Regions from separate parts of the Homo sapiens genome. Here all the other regions are linked to region 2. A link is an interaction called in ENCODE POLR2A ChIA-PET data of the cell type or tissue named here. Cell type or tissue: K562. All regions are shown on one strand.

The links. Peaks named below come from ENCODE experiments on the same cell type or tissue, not always from the same donor. Only the 100,000 strongest peaks of a DNase experiment are listed, where the experiment ranks them.
Region 1: POLR2A ChIA-PET joins it to region 2 with 5 read pairs; 2 of 35 experiments call an interaction of 5 or more read pairs at or near these places.
Region 3: POLR2A ChIA-PET joins it to region 2 with 5 read pairs; 4 of 35 experiments call an interaction of 5 or more read pairs at or near these places.

What each region holds. Positions count from the first base shown.
Region 1 is chr4:40,132,311-40,137,310 of GRCh38, reverse strand. It overlaps N4BP2 (NEDD4 binding protein 2), which reads right to left. Exons shown (of 18, transcript NM_018177.6): 14 at 229-367. Among named protein-coding and RNA genes, the nearest start is that of RHOH, 62 kb to the left of the region's middle. In K562, no CTCF peak of the experiment used is centred here; a DNase peak (open chromatin) is centred at 2,890.
Region 2 is chr4:40,236,875-40,241,874 of GRCh38, reverse strand. All of the region lies in intron 1 of RHOH (ras homolog family member H), which reads right to left. Among named protein-coding and RNA genes, the nearest start is that of RHOH, 42 kb to the right of the region's middle. RefSeq lists an enhancer at 2,717-3,708. In K562, no CTCF peak of the experiment used is centred here; DNase peaks (open chromatin) are centred at 2,528, 2,834 and 3,554; H3K4me3 peaks cover 1,186 bases.
Region 3 is chr4:40,432,830-40,437,829 of GRCh38, reverse strand. It overlaps RBM47 (RNA binding motif protein 47), which reads left to right. Exons shown (of 7, transcript NM_001098634.2): 4 at 1-59; 5 at 1,183-1,389; 6 at 4,968-5,000. Among named protein-coding and RNA genes, the nearest start is that of RBM47-AS1, 9.2 kb to the right of the region's middle. RefSeq lists an enhancer at 3,842-4,111. In K562, no CTCF peak of the experiment used is centred here; no DNase peak of the experiment used is centred here.

The sequences.
Region 1 (5,000 bases), 100 kb after region 2:
TGCAGAAATTCAAGTGCCTGTTTATCATGCACACGAAGGAAAAAATCAGCTATAAATTCATTATTTTGAGTGCACAGATATTATAAGCCAAATATGCCATTGGTGGTTAAATTTCCAGTCTAGTCAAAATGGTGAGAAATAATCATTAAATTATTATACTCAATGAACCAATTATATTTTTATATGCAATTATCTACCCTTGTAGAAAAAAAATTAGTAACTCCATACCTTTTTCTCTTTAGACTTCTGGCCAGTATGAGATGTGACATTCTCATTTTGGTGAACAAACTCTTGGGCTACAACTGTTTTTACAGGGTCCCCTTCAAGAACACAGTTAAGAAATTGCACTGTGTGTTCTAATGAATAGCTGTAGAAAATTTAAGTAGAAACATAATGTCAATAAATGAAAATAAGTTGTGTGGGACATTAACACAAGCAATCTTCAAACATCTTACAAGAATATGAAAAACTGGCTTACTTTTAAGTTTTCAACCTTGAAATTAAATGCTCATGGTGTATCTCAAAAAAAAATCAAGAATAATCAGAAGGAAACTATCAAATAATAGGTTCTCAAAAGCTAATTTTCAAAAAATGAATGCCAAAAGATAGTATATTGGTAATTCAGCCAGGCACAGTAGCTCACGCCTGTAATCCCAGCACTTCGGGGGGCCGAGGCGGGTGGATCACTTGAGGTCAGGAGTTAAGAGACTAGCCTGGCCAACATGGTGAAACCCCGTCTCTACAAAAAACCCAAAAATTAGCTGGGTGTGGTGACGCGCGCCTGTAATCCCAGCTACTCGGGAGGCTGAGAGGCACGAGAATCGCTTGAACCCGGAAGGCAGAGGTTGCAGTGGGCTGAGATGGTGCTACTGCACTCCAGCCTGGGCGACAGAGCAAGACTTTGTCTCAAAAAAAAGATAGATAGATAGATAGATAGATAGATAGATAGATAGATAGATAGATAGATTCAATTTCTAATCCTTTATACCAGGCAGATTAGCCATAACAAATCTTTCTTTCATTTTATCACCTATTCTTCTTAAATCCTTTGTTGGATTTATATGTGGTTTCCTTCAAACATCAAACACAGACAATAGACCTTTAAGCTGACATTTTTATTGTGTCAAATTCTACATTTACTTTTACCATGGGATTTTAGTCAAATTCTAAGCAGGGATACAGAAAAGAAAAACTTAAGCACTACCCTACCTCTCATCCCTGCATTATTCAGTCATATCTTGACGGTGATACTATATTATCTGTAGAATGAAATTCTACAAATCAACAAATGTCTGACACACTCACGTTCCAATATCTAAAGAAAATCATTCAAAAAAATTATATGCTGCTCAGTATTTCACACTATTTATGTCTCTCACCTCTTCCATTGGCCAGATACTGAGGAACTGACCATATACGAATATTTTTTGAAATCTGGTTAACTAGGCAGACATGGTGGCTCACGCCTGTAATCCCAACACTTTGGGAGGCCGAGGCAGGTGGATCACCTGAGGTCAGGAGTTCAAGATCAGCCTGGCCAACATGGTGAAACCCTGTCTCTACTAAAAATACAAAAATAAATTAGCCGGGCATGGTGGCGGGCGCCTGTAATCCCAACTACTTGGGAGGCTGAGACAGGAGAATTGCCTGAACTCAGGAGGCAGAGGTTGCAGTGAGCCGAGATGGTGCCACTGCACTCCAGCCTGAACAACAAGAGCAAACTCTGTGAAAGAAAGAAAAGAAAGAAAGAAAGACTGTAAACTAGTTCAACCACTGTGGAAGTCAGTGTGGCGATTCCTCAGGGATCTAGAACTAGGAATACCATTTGACCCAGCCATCCCATTACTGGGTATATACCCAAAGGACTATAAATCATGCTGCTATAAAGACACATGCACACGTATGTTTATTGCAGCACTATTCACAATAGCAAAGACTTGGAACCAACCCAAATGTCCAACAATGATAGACTGGATTAAGAAAATGTGGCACATATACACCATGGAATACTATGCAGCCATCAAAAATGATGAGTTCATGTCCTTTGTAGGGACATGGATGAAATTGGAAATCATCATTCTCAGTAAACTATCGCAAGAACAAAAAACCAAACACCGTATATTCTCACTCATAGGTGGGAATTGAACAATAAGAACACATGGACACAGGAAGGGGAACATCACACTCTGGGGACTCTTGTGGGGTGGGGGGAGGGGGGAGGGATAGCATTGGGAGATATACCTAATGCTAGATGACAAGTTAGTGGGTGCAGCACACCAGCATGTCACATGTATACATATGTAACTAACCTGCACATTGTGCACATGTACCCTAAAACTTAAAGTATAATAATAAAAAATAAAATAAAATAAAATAAAAAAGAAAGAAAGAGAGAGAGAGAGAGAGAAAGGAAGGAAGGAAGGGAGGAAGGAAGAAAGAGAGAAAGAAAGAAAGAAGCAAGAAAGCAAAAGGGAAAGAAATTTGGTAAACTAATTATCCAAAATAATGTGGTATTTTGCTATTCTTCAATTTATTAAAGACAACCCTTGAAAGGAAGCCATGTGCAACTACCAGTTCCACTTCCCCTCTCATCTTGCTGCCTCAGATATGCTCAACACAAAGGATATCAGTATTAGGGGCTGGATGCTACCAACAATTATCCACATCCTTTCTAGGCCTTAAAATCACTCACCTGCTGGAAGTCAGTCTCCAGCCCTGATGTTGTTTGAGGCAAACAGCCCTAGAAGATTACACCTCAAGCACATACTGTAGTAACTGAGCTCACCTACCCTTCTTACCAGGATGAAGCTGAACCTACTGCTAGCTGAGAGAATCAGCCAGCCGTTGGCAGACAAATGGAGGCAATCAGCCACCTAACATGAGGGCCCTGGCTGACCAATCACTGACCATCCCCAGAAGGACACACCCAGCCCCCTCCTTTGCCTGGGGAAGCACAACTCTGAGCTATTTCACCTCAGGCCTCTTGCTCTAGGTACTCATAGAACAGGAGTGGCCATATGCTAGCATCAACCTCTGGCATCTGGGAGATTTTAACACAAAACTCTCAGAAAATAGCAAGTTAGGTAGCAAAAATAAATAAGAAAATTAGGGATTGGAATACTACTTTTAAAGATTTGATTTAGGTGACATATTTAGAACTCTGCACACTCAGCAGAGAATAAATATTCTTAAGTACAGACTGGGCTGGGCACGGTGGTTCACACCTGTAATCCCAGAACTTTGGGAGGCCAATAGGGGAAGAATCCCTTGAGCTCAGGAGTTCAAGACCAGCCTGGGCAACATGGTGAAACTCCATCTCTACAAAAAATATACAAAAACTAGCCAGGCGTGGTGGCACGTGTCTATAGTCCCAGCTACTTGGGAGGCAGAGGTGGGAGGATCACTTGAGCTTAGGAGGTCAAGGCTGCAATGAGCCAAGATCGTGCCACTGCACTCCAGCCTGGGCAACAGCAAGATCCTGTCTCACACAAACACACACACACAAAAAAGTATATGTTGACTACTCCTCATCTGAAACACTTGGAATCAGAAGTGGCTGAGATTTCAGATCTTTCCAAATTTTGGAATATCTGTATATACATAATGAGGTATCTTGGGAATGGGGTCCAAGTCTAAACATAAAATTCACTCATGTTTTTATATGCCTTAAAAATTGGCCAGGGGAGGTGGCTCACGCCTGTAATCCCAGCACTTTGGGAGGCCAAGGTGGGTGGATCAGCTGAGGTCAGGAGTTCGAGACCAGCCTGGCCAACATAGTGAAACCTTGTCTCTACTAAAAATACAAAAATTAGCCAGGCGTAGTGGTGTGCGCCTGTAATCCCTGCTACTTAGGAGGCTGAGGCAGGAGAATCACTTGAACCCGGGAGGCGGAGGCTGCAGTGAGCCACGATGGTGCCACTGCACTCCAGCCTGGGAGACAAAGTGAGACTCTGTTTCAAAAAAAAGGAGAAAGAAATTCCAGGGTAAACAGAAAATCAAACTAAAATTTGAGATTTAGAAAATAATGAAAATTAAAATATGTATCAAAATCAAAACATATAGAGAAAAATTCATACCTTAAATGTATGTTATTAAAGACTGAAAGGAAATAAACTAACCAGAGTTGAAAATATACTAACAAATTTTAAGAGAAAGATATCAGTAAAAAATAAATGATAAGACAGCATAAAATAGACTTTGACCAATAAACCAAGATTCTCTCTCTGAGAAGGTACAAGCCCAGAACCTTCAAGGTACTAAGTTCTTTAAACTTTCCACAGCAGAGGGAAAAATGGCGGGCTGCCAGTTTATTTTATTAAGCCTGACACCAAATAAAACACTGAAACCAAAATCTGACAAAAATAGCCCAGGAACAGAAAAAAAAAAATCACAGACCAACACCATTTCATTACTATTGTAAAAATACCAATGAATTAGTAAATCAATTCCTACCTGCATTAAAGGAAAAAAAAAAAATCTGAAAGTAAAGTAGGTTTTATTCCAGAAATCCATTATTGTGATTGATATGAAATATATTAATAAACTAAAGATCAAAATCTATATTAGATTCTCAAAAGATTCTCAAAAAGTACCTATTTAAAACAAGCTCTTGTGAAGAATTTAAGAAAAATACATGATCAAAAGTATGTATTTTTCAAACCAGAGCATTCCTGATATACCTAACATAACACTACAATAATTAAAACAACACGGTGGCAACTCAGGATCTAACAAATAGCTCAATGGAATTAAAGTCCTTAAAATATATATTTGGAGATGTAGAATTACTGGTTATGTTTTATATAAGTGGGCAAAGATGATCCATTCATTTGGTTAGTCATTTGGAAAGACAAGTTAAATCTCTAGCTCATTTATAAATCTCTACCTCATACCACATACATAAAAAGGTAGACATTTAAAATAATAAAGAAAAATTTTTATAATATTAGGACATAACAGACTCCCTAAATAAAACATAAAACTCAGAAACAATAATGGTA
Region 2 (5,000 bases):
TCTGTCGCCCAGACTGGAGTGCAGTGGTGTCATCACAGCTCACTGCAGCCTGGACCTCCTGGGCTCAAGAGATCCTCCCACCTCAGCCTCCCGAGTAGCTGGGACTACATGTGTGTGCCACCACACCGGGCTAATTTATTGCTTTTTTTGTAGAGACACAGTCTCACTATGTTGCCCAGGCTGGTCATGAACTCCTGGCCTCAGGGATCCTCCTGCCTCAGCCTCCCAAAGTGTTGGGATTACAGGTGTGAGCCACCGCGTCCGGCTGCCAAGACATTTTTATCCTCGTCAACCCACTGTCCCTGTTGTTTAATTATACCTAATAGCTTTTGCAAATGAGTTAGCCATATAAATAATTCACATGATACATATTCATGTTTTTAAACACATGTAAGCCAGGTGACCTTGGCCAAATTACTTAACCTCTCTGAACCTTGGTTTTCTCATAAAAATGAAAATAAGAAAAGGACTTTCCTCATGTGATCACTGTAAGGATTCAGAATGTGGAGAGTCTGATTTAGCACAAAACCTGGCATCTGGGAATTATAGGAAGCCATCGAGTTATCCATTTCACTACTATCTGAAATGCCAAATCCTGAATGTCCATAGCGGAGGGACCACTTTGCCAAATGTTTACCTGGACTCTTTCTCCAGACTCACACCAGGTTACTGTCACACACCGTGGTCATGGACCCCATTTGAGACTAGACCTTTGAGGAAGGACTCCTTGAGGGCTCCATAGGCTTCCGTTAAACTTTAGATCCTTAGACCAAGAGGCAACTTAAATATATGCATTTGTGACTTAGTCCAGAGCCAAGACCTCTTAAGACATTTCTATGTTTTATTTTTTTAATTTAATTTAATTATCTTATTTTTTATAAATAGAGTGGGGGTCTCATTATATTGTTCAGGCTGGTCTCAAACTCCTGAGCTCAAGCAGTCCTCCCACCTCAGCCTCCCAAAGTGCTGGGATTACAGGCATGAGCTACTGCACCTGGCCTTAAGTTTTATTTGACCCCAGTGTAGCAGGGCCAGAATTAGGAAAAATGTACATGCTTCGGACATTTATTTATTTATTTATTTTAATTTTATTTTTTTGAAATGGAGTTTTGCTCTGTTGCCCAGGCTGGAGTGCAGTGGCTCGATCTCGGCTCACTGCAACCTCTGCCTCCTGGGTTTAAGCAATTCTCATGCCTCAGCCTCCCGAGCAGCTGGGACTACAGGCATGCACTATCATACCCAGCTAATTTTTGTATTTTTAGTACAGACAGGGTTTCACCATGTTGCCAAGGTTGGTCTTGAACTCCTGACCTCAAATGATCCACCCGCCTTGGCCTCCCAAAGTGCTGGGATTACAGGCGTGAGTCACCACACACAGCCACTGGCCACCTTTATTTATTTTTTGAGACAGAGTCTTGCTCTATCTCCCATGCTGGAGACAGAGTACAATGGTGGTTCACTGCAGCCTCCACCTCCCAAGTGATCTTCCCACCTCAGCCTCCCAAGTAGCTAGGACTATGAGCACTCACCACCAAGATCAGCTAATTTTGTTTAGTTTGTGTAGAGACAAGGTCTCACTATGTTGCTGAGGCTGGTCCCGAACTCCTGGGCTCAAGTGATCTTCTCGCCTCAGCCTCCCAAAGTGTTGGAATTACAGGCATGAGTCACCACACTCAGCCCTTTTGGTTATTTAAATAAACTTTCCAATAAACTGACTGAGCTAAAGCCAAATTTCCTGAGTGAATATCTGCAAAAGGAAATTAATAAGGCATAATTGTTAAGGTCATGGGCTTTAAAGTCAGGTGGACCTGGCATTGAATCTGAGCTGCCCAACCGACTACCTATGTGACGAACTTGGAAGATTTTCTTAACCTCCTTAAGCCTCAGTTTCCTCCTCTGTAAAATCAATGTAATAATATTATATCTGTATCACAGGTTGTTGAGAGTATTAAGTGTGCTTAGAGCTGAGAGTGCAAAATTCTTTTTTTTTTTTTCTTGAGACGGAGTCTCGCTCTGTTGCTCAGGCTGGAGTGCAGTGGTGTGATCTCAGCTCACTGCAACCTCCAACTCCCGGGTTCAAGTGATTCTCCTGCCTCAACCTCCCGAGTAGCTGGGATTACAGGCACCACCACCACGCCTGGCTAATTTTTGTATTTTTAGTGGAGATGGGGTTTCACCATGTTGGCCAGACTGCTCTCAAACTCCTGGGCTCAAGTGATCTGCCCACCTTGGCCTCCCAAAGTGCTGGGATTACAGGCGTGAGCCACTGTGCCTGGCCTAGAGTGCAAAATTCTTAGCAGGTGCATAATATAAACACATTGTATGTACATAGTAAACACACAGTAAGTAGTCCCTATTAATAACATTCTCAAATAACAATTACTAAATATAATGATAAACAGTTATTAACTCTAAGTAGGGAATTTAAAGTAGCACAAAAGAGGTTTCTCCAGCAAAGGGTGTTCTGTGTGTCTCATACCCAGACATGGCTACAAAAAGAGAAAGAAAGAGAGAGACTCCTGTCTAAGCTTTGCTACCTAGAGAGTCAGAAAGGAGAAAAAGTCTCTGTTCAATCAAGTGACCCTCATGTGCCAGCCAGTTCTGACCCCAAGTGGCCCATCAAGTCAGCTTTCAGGGCCTCAGTTTCCCAAACTGTAAAGCAGTTTCTGATAGTTTTATTAAAACTGAAGCCAAAGTAGGAACATTTATTACCTGCTGCAGTGAATACGAAAACAAACCACCGCATCATTGTGCGGCAGTAAAGATGGATGATAAGCCTTGAGGAGGGGAGGAGCCTTGGCAGATGCCTAAATATGGAGCTGTGGGAGGAGGGGAGGTAGGGGAGGAGCTGCAGTCCAAGGCAGAGCCATACCCTATAAGGACATGACAGATAATCTTCAGAATGGGTCACATGTGTCCAGGAGTGAGCTGCCGCGGGTTACATCATCAGCATGTGAGTCTGATGGGCTTGAATTCAGCGGAATTTCTCCTAAAGAAATTCTCCCTAAAAGGGCTTCTGGGTGAAAAAAAGTGAGTCTTCCGTGGTATTTCCCAAGTGGCTAACTGGCAAGAGTGGCCCAAGTATGTCTCTTCGTACGGAAGAGTTACGAGAGCGTCATGGGTGATGACACTGAGTGGCCCTCCAGGCCGTTCTTCTCAGGCTTTGAATCAGATAGAATTAATGAGCCTTCACCTCCAGAGCCTCCGGGGTCTCCATAATTTGATGCTCTTGCCCTTTTTCCTCTTTCTACCATTTTCATAGAAAAGGGTCCCTCAACAGGCCTCCAGGGTTCACACGCACAGAGACAGAGGAGGGAAGGGAGGCTTCACGTTGCAAAAGCAACAGAGTTGGGCCCTTCTGCCCACTCTGGCAAAGAGACCAAGATAGACACAAGTGAGGGATTAGGGGAAGAGACATCCTAACCCATTTCCTCCTCCGGAGAACTGAGGGCTGTTCAGTAGGAAATCCTGGTTTCCTTTTGGCCTCAATTCTAACGGCCATGCTAACAGACACCAATTCTCCACCTGACGCCCTCCACAGGCTCGCTCTGTGCCATCCTATTGGCTGGAAAGACCTGCTCTTCACTCAGCCCCCAACTCCCACTCCTTCTGGAAAGCCTTCCTTGACCACCAGTGCTCCCCAGCCGCTGCCAGATCAGATGCCCCCGCCAGATCAGATGCCCCCGCCAGATCAGATGCCCCCTGCTGTGTTCCCAAAATACCTCTATGTACATTTGACATGGAAACCACCACTCTGATGAAATGGCTCGTCTTCTCAGTTGTAAAATGGAATCAGATTTGCCCTGCCCTCTTCACTGTGAGCTCATACGGATCAGGTGGAAATGATAACAATACAGAAATAATTTCCGTTTGTACTTTTACAATACTTTGTACATTTGGAAATGCTCTCTTCTTGGTTTTGCGAGAAAGTCTTTTTAGAACAATACATCATAATATAGAGCTAAAGTGAAATTATGACTATTATTAACCGATTGTTATTATTGCAGGTTTGAAGTTAGCTGGGCTTTGGTGGAGGTAGCTTACTTCAAAATGCTGATGGAATCCTCAGCTGTCTTTTTTTAAAAATATGAGTCCATCGCCAGTTGGGGATGGCCTATCAATTACAGAGAATACATCTAAATGTCATCCTCCTCAAGGAGCTTTGGACAAAGGACCTGTGCTGGTAGCAGCTGATTCATTCACTAAGAAAATTGATTCCACCATGAATCTAACACAATTAAATGGCCAGGAAGTCACCATGCTCCTCAGCAACCCATCTCTAGCCAGCACCTTCAATAGCCCCTTCATAGCCTAGCAGGGACATCACAGCAAAAGCAGGCCTTTCTCAGGATGGATGAGGCCATGGGGCTCCCCAGCTGGGAAGTGGGGCTGAGTGCTTTGTTCTTTTTTTTTTTTTTTTGAGACGGAGTCTCACTCTGTCCCCCAGGCTTGTATGCAGTGGCACGATATTGGCTCACTGCCGCCTCCACCTCCCGGGTTCAAGTGATTCTCCTGCCTCAGTCTCCTGAGTAGCTGGGACTACAGGCATCCATCACCATGACCGGCTATTTTTTTGTATTTTTTAGTAGAGAAGGGGTTTTGCCATGTTGGCCAGGATGGTCTTGAACGCCTGACCTCAGGTGATCCACCCACCTCGGCCTCCCAAAGTGCCGGGATTACAGGCGTGAGCCACCTTACCCGGCCAGTGCTTTGTTCTTGTGGGGAAAGGGAAGCAATTCCAAAAACCTTAAGCAACTTTAGAAAAAAAAGGTGTAACCATCTCTAAACTTTTTCACTCCAAAACCTTACTAGTTTTCACTATCTAACAAATAGACACTTGTATATATCTTCTAAATATTTTTCAGATTTAAGCTTTTTAAAATTTCAACATTGTCTACACACTGGCTAGATTTCAGCTAAATAGATTTCCACGGTTTCGACAATTCCTAACTGCACACCTATTCCTCACTGTCTTTGGGTTAGTTCCGTATTTCACCATA
Region 3 (5,000 bases), 200 kb before region 2:
CTACTACGGCTACCCCTACAACGCGCTCATTGGGCCCAACAGGGACTACTTTGTGAAAGGTTAGTGGGGGCTCTTCTCCTGGGTGGGGCCCCCAAGAACGTTGCCTCCTAGGCAGGGGGCACCAGGGATACCGTGGCTGGCATTTGCTGAGCTGGTAGGTGCTGAAGGCCCTCCCACCCCCGTTTTGGGTTTGCATTCTGGGTCTAATTCTTTCCTGGCACCGAAGGCCGTCACTTATGCAGCACTGATAGAAATACAGATCGTTCTGGGGTGAGCGGTAAAATCACAGGAATATGCAAGTGCTGGAATTCTTCCTTGCCGAGGTCCACCGGGTTAGGGGCTAGTCCACCATTCTCTTGGTGCTTACGTTAAAACCTGCTTGTGATATTAAATCTTAAGATGTTGGTGGAGTCCGTGATTTTTAATTTTGTTTTTTGTTATCACTGATTAGGATATAATGACACCCAGCATAACCTGGAAAATAAGATACATAGGTTCTGGGTCCTGTTCTCTGATTAACTGGGTCTGTGACTTTAGTTAGTCACTTTAATCTCCCCTGGCCTGTTTTCTCAAGCATGAAATGAGGAAGGTGGACCAGCAAATCCCCTTCCAAAGCTAACTTTAAAAAAAATTATTTAATAGTATATATATATGTATTATATATATATATATGTATTTTATATATATATATGTATTTTATATATATATATATGTATTTTATATATATATATATATATATTTTTTTTTTTTTTTTTTGAGACAGGGTCTCACCATGCTCCCCAGGCTGGTCTTGAACCCCTGGGCTCAAGCCATCCTCTCGCCTCAGCCTCCCAAAGTGCTGGGATTACAGGCATAAGACACCACACCTGGCCACAGTTTTTTTTTTGGCGGGGGGGAGGGGGTGGTGGGTAGTCTATGAATGTTTTTCTTTACTGAAATTGCAGATACAATCCTAGAAACTCACCCTGCAAGTTTGCCTCTTGTACTAAGAAGACATGCTTAGGATGCAAATCTAGGCTGAAATAGAATGTTGGAAGCATCTTTACCAGCCTATTAAAGAGCAAAGGTGTAGCCACCTGCAATTAAGACTGGGGCAGTTAAATGCCGAGAACCGAGGGCTGAGGTCTGCCTCCAGCACCGTCACTGTTGGTTGCTGATCATCTTTTGTGTTGTTATTACAAGCAGGCAGCATAAGAGGCCGAGGGCGAGGTGCAGCTGGCAACAGAGCCCCAGGGCCTAGGGGTTCCTACCTCGGGGGATATTCTGCTGGTCGTGGTATATATAGCCGATATCATGAAGGGAAAGGAAAGCAGCAAGAAAAAGGATATGAACTGGTGCCGAATTTGGAAATCCCTACCGTCAACCCAGTTGCCATTAAACCTGGTACAGGTCAGTATGAAGCAGATTGAGAATGCTCCCATTCAGCATAAACCCCAGCCCTTCTGTTTGAAGTGAATCCAAGCGTTTTTCAGGCTCTCACATCTGCACAGGGGTTCCTCTTCTCCTAGGCAGCTAGAGACAAGGCAAAAATAAAGTGACCCCCTGGACCTCCTTATCTAGAACTTCAGGGGATGGTGTAGCTTTGACTATGTTCAAATCAAACTTGCCTGAGTAAGGTTTTTTTTTGTTTGTTTGTTTGTTTGTTTTTTTTTTTTTTTGAGACAGAGTCTCGCTCTGTCGCCCAGGCTGGAGTGCAGTGGCATGATCTTGGCTCACTGCAAGCTCTGCCTCCTGGGTGCACACCATTCTCCTATCTCAGCCTCCAGAATAGCTGGGACTACAGGTGCCCACCACCATGCCCGGCTAATTTTTTTTTTTTTTTTTTTTGTATTTTTAGTAGAGATGGGGTTTCACCGTGTTAGCCAGGATGGTCTCGATCTCCTGACCTTATGATCCACCCGTCTCGGCCTCCCAAAGTGCTGGGATTAGAGGAGTGAGCCACTGCGCCTGGCCATGCAGTAAGGTTTTCAAAGGGCTGTCACCCATTGTTAGGTTTTGTCTCAGTCTGTGGCTAAGTAAGGAGAGTTGTAGGGGGAAGAAAGGAAGAACATGAGGCTCTCTGTATCTTCTATCAGGTAAAACCTGTCTTTTCCTTACTCAGGCCTATTTCTGCCCCGACCATCTGAAGTCGGAGGGTAGAGCTTATTGCCCCATTCTGAGAGTTGTTTGGAAGGGCAGAAAATTCCCCTTCAGGAGTAAGCAGCACCTTTTGTCCCTTGTCATGGTCTGAGCAAATAAGAATGCTTGAGGACAAGGCAGTGGTGAAAGTTTTGTTGTTGTTTGAGATGGAGTCTTGCTGTGTCACCCGGGCTGGAGTGCAGTGGCATGATCTCGGCACACTGCAACCTCCACCTCCCGGGTTAAGCGATTCTCCTGCCTCAACCTCCCGAGTAGCTGGAACTACAGGCGCGCACCACCATGCCTGGCTAATTTTTGTATATTTAGTAGAGATGGGGTTTCACCACATTGCCCAGGCTGTTCTCGAACTCCTGACCTCAAGTGAGCCACCCGCCTGAGCCTCCCAAAGTGCTGGGATTACAGGCATGAGCCACTGCACCTGGCCTTTGCTGAAAATTTTTGCAGCTAATTCCCTGGTTTCTCATTTCCAGCACTCATTTCCTCCTCTAGTTGGATCAGTAGATTGGGAGTAGGGATGCTCAAGTATTTCAAGCCAGGGACCCTGAACTTAGCCTTCACCTCCAGGCCCTACAAACCTGTTTATTAATGTCATTAGTGCCCATGACCATCTAATGTGAGGCCGGTCTTCTGATCCGAACCTGCAAAAAACATTAACTCCATTGTGTGAGTCTATCACAAACTCACGTAGCACCCTGCAGAAGCATCCAAACACATGGAAAGCTCAGTCCGTGGGTAATTGGCACGACCCTCCTCCAGACCCCTCCTGGCTTCAGCAGGAGGAAGTTGAAGAACTGTTTGGAGCCCAGCTACTCTGATTTTCTTCTGGTTGAGATTGTACACTTCTCTCCCTAGCTAAAATAGAGTCAAGGAATCTGTGCATTTGGGACATAGGTACACATTGGCCTCATAGAGTTAAAAAGCATTTCCCCAATTGAACTTTCTTTTGATGATTCTAGTAATGATTTTTTTTTTTTTTTTTTTTTTTTTGCCTGTGTAAAAATTCTGCAATTTCTGCAGTTAAGTGACTCCTTAGACTAGATTGCCTTTTAAATGTCATTGGCACTGTGGGCAAAGTAAAACTGATCCCACAGCTCTGTAACTTAATAAAATAGAGCCTGGATATGGGAGTCGTCGCTTCTACTTGTTGAGAAGGGAACTCCCTTTGGCAAGTTACGGTAGCTTAAGGTTTAACAAGAGAAAAGAACTGTTAAATAATCTTTAACTATGTAAAGTTGTGTCCTGGAGCCTGAGGTAGAAATTCCTGTGGGCTGATAGCCAGAACAATTCATTTACTTCATACAACCCCTTGTAGCTTAAACTCACAACCCTCTCTGGGCCCCATCGATTGGCGTCTATTTCTGATCATCCAGAAAATGAGAACATTGTATTTTAGGAGAGGCACCAGGGTGGTGGTGAAGTATCTGGGCACAAGACCAGTGGAAGATATGGTTGGAAAGGCAGGTAAAAGATTTGATTAAGGTTTTAGGTATATTTTATCGAATGGCTGTACCATTGTTTAGCTTACAATCATTTGTCTCTTTACCTTTGATTGAGTCTGTCCTATTTAGAATAAATGTACCTACAGTTGGAGAAAACCAGAAATAGAAAGATTCTTTGTGTACACATTTCATATTTTTGTTTGTCCTTTCAACACACACACACACACACACACACACACACACACACACCCCCGCCCCACACACACACACTCACACAAAAGGGCTGATATCTTTTCCTTTTGATCTCTTCTTACTGTACCTTGACATTCAATAGCTGCTGTTTGAATCTCTGGTTGAAATCATAATTTTGGACTTTACTTGCAGAAATTCTTTGAATTGGGAGGTCCCACTAAAAGCCAATCACTCCACATCTTCACTACTTTGCGTGGGCATGAGGAAACTGGGGAATGTGCTATTTTTTTTTACCATGTGTTTTTCCTTGAATCGGTAATGTTGAAATCTGAAATACAGGGTGGGGAGGATGTACACAGGTCTGAGTTCTCAGAATGAAACCCTCAACAGCACCTGTTTCTTAAATAGTGGTGAAAGTGAAAAAAAGGCAGTGCGGCTGGTAATGAGTGAGGTGAGTAGGAAGGAACAGGCAGGCCCAACTCTCACAGGCAGTAGGCTTCAAGCCTCTGATCTCACTTCTTCGTCTAAGCCTGTTTTCCCATAGTCAGAGGCCCTTTCTTGCTCAGTAGGACATCAAGAATAACATTCAAACTGTGATTTTTCTGTAGAAATAGTAGAAAATATTGGTGCAAAAGCCTTACTCTAGGGGTCTCTTCCACAACAGGCAGGGGGAGTTACCTGCCACCACCCATCCCTTCCTCTAGGGAGCAGGCATCTGGGTACATGGCTTGTACTGAGAGAACAATAGTGAGCATGGAGAGGCCCAGGACCTCTAAACGTGGTTTTAAAAAATATCTTAGGCTGGGCGCGGTGGCTCACACCTGTAATCCCAGCACTTTGGGAGGCCAAGGCAGTTGGATCGCTTGAGCTCAGGAGTTCAAGACCAGCCTGGGCAACGTGGCGAAACCCTGTCTCTACAACAGCAAAAACAAAAAGCTGGGCAAGGTGGCCTGTACCTGTAGTCCCAGCTACTCAGGAGGCTGAGGTGGGAGGATCTCTTGAGGCCAAGAGATTGAGGCTGCAGTGAGCCTTGATCGCACCACTGCATTCCAGCCTGGGCCACAGAGTGAGACCCTGTCTCAAAAAAAAGAAAAGTTTTTAAAAAAATAAAAATAAAAAATATCTTAGAGCAAGTGCTGGACCCCACTCAGCGACTGAAAGTGATTGACCTGTTTTTCCTTCTTGCTTCTCTTGCAGTAGCCATCCCTGCCATTGGGGCTCAGTATTCCA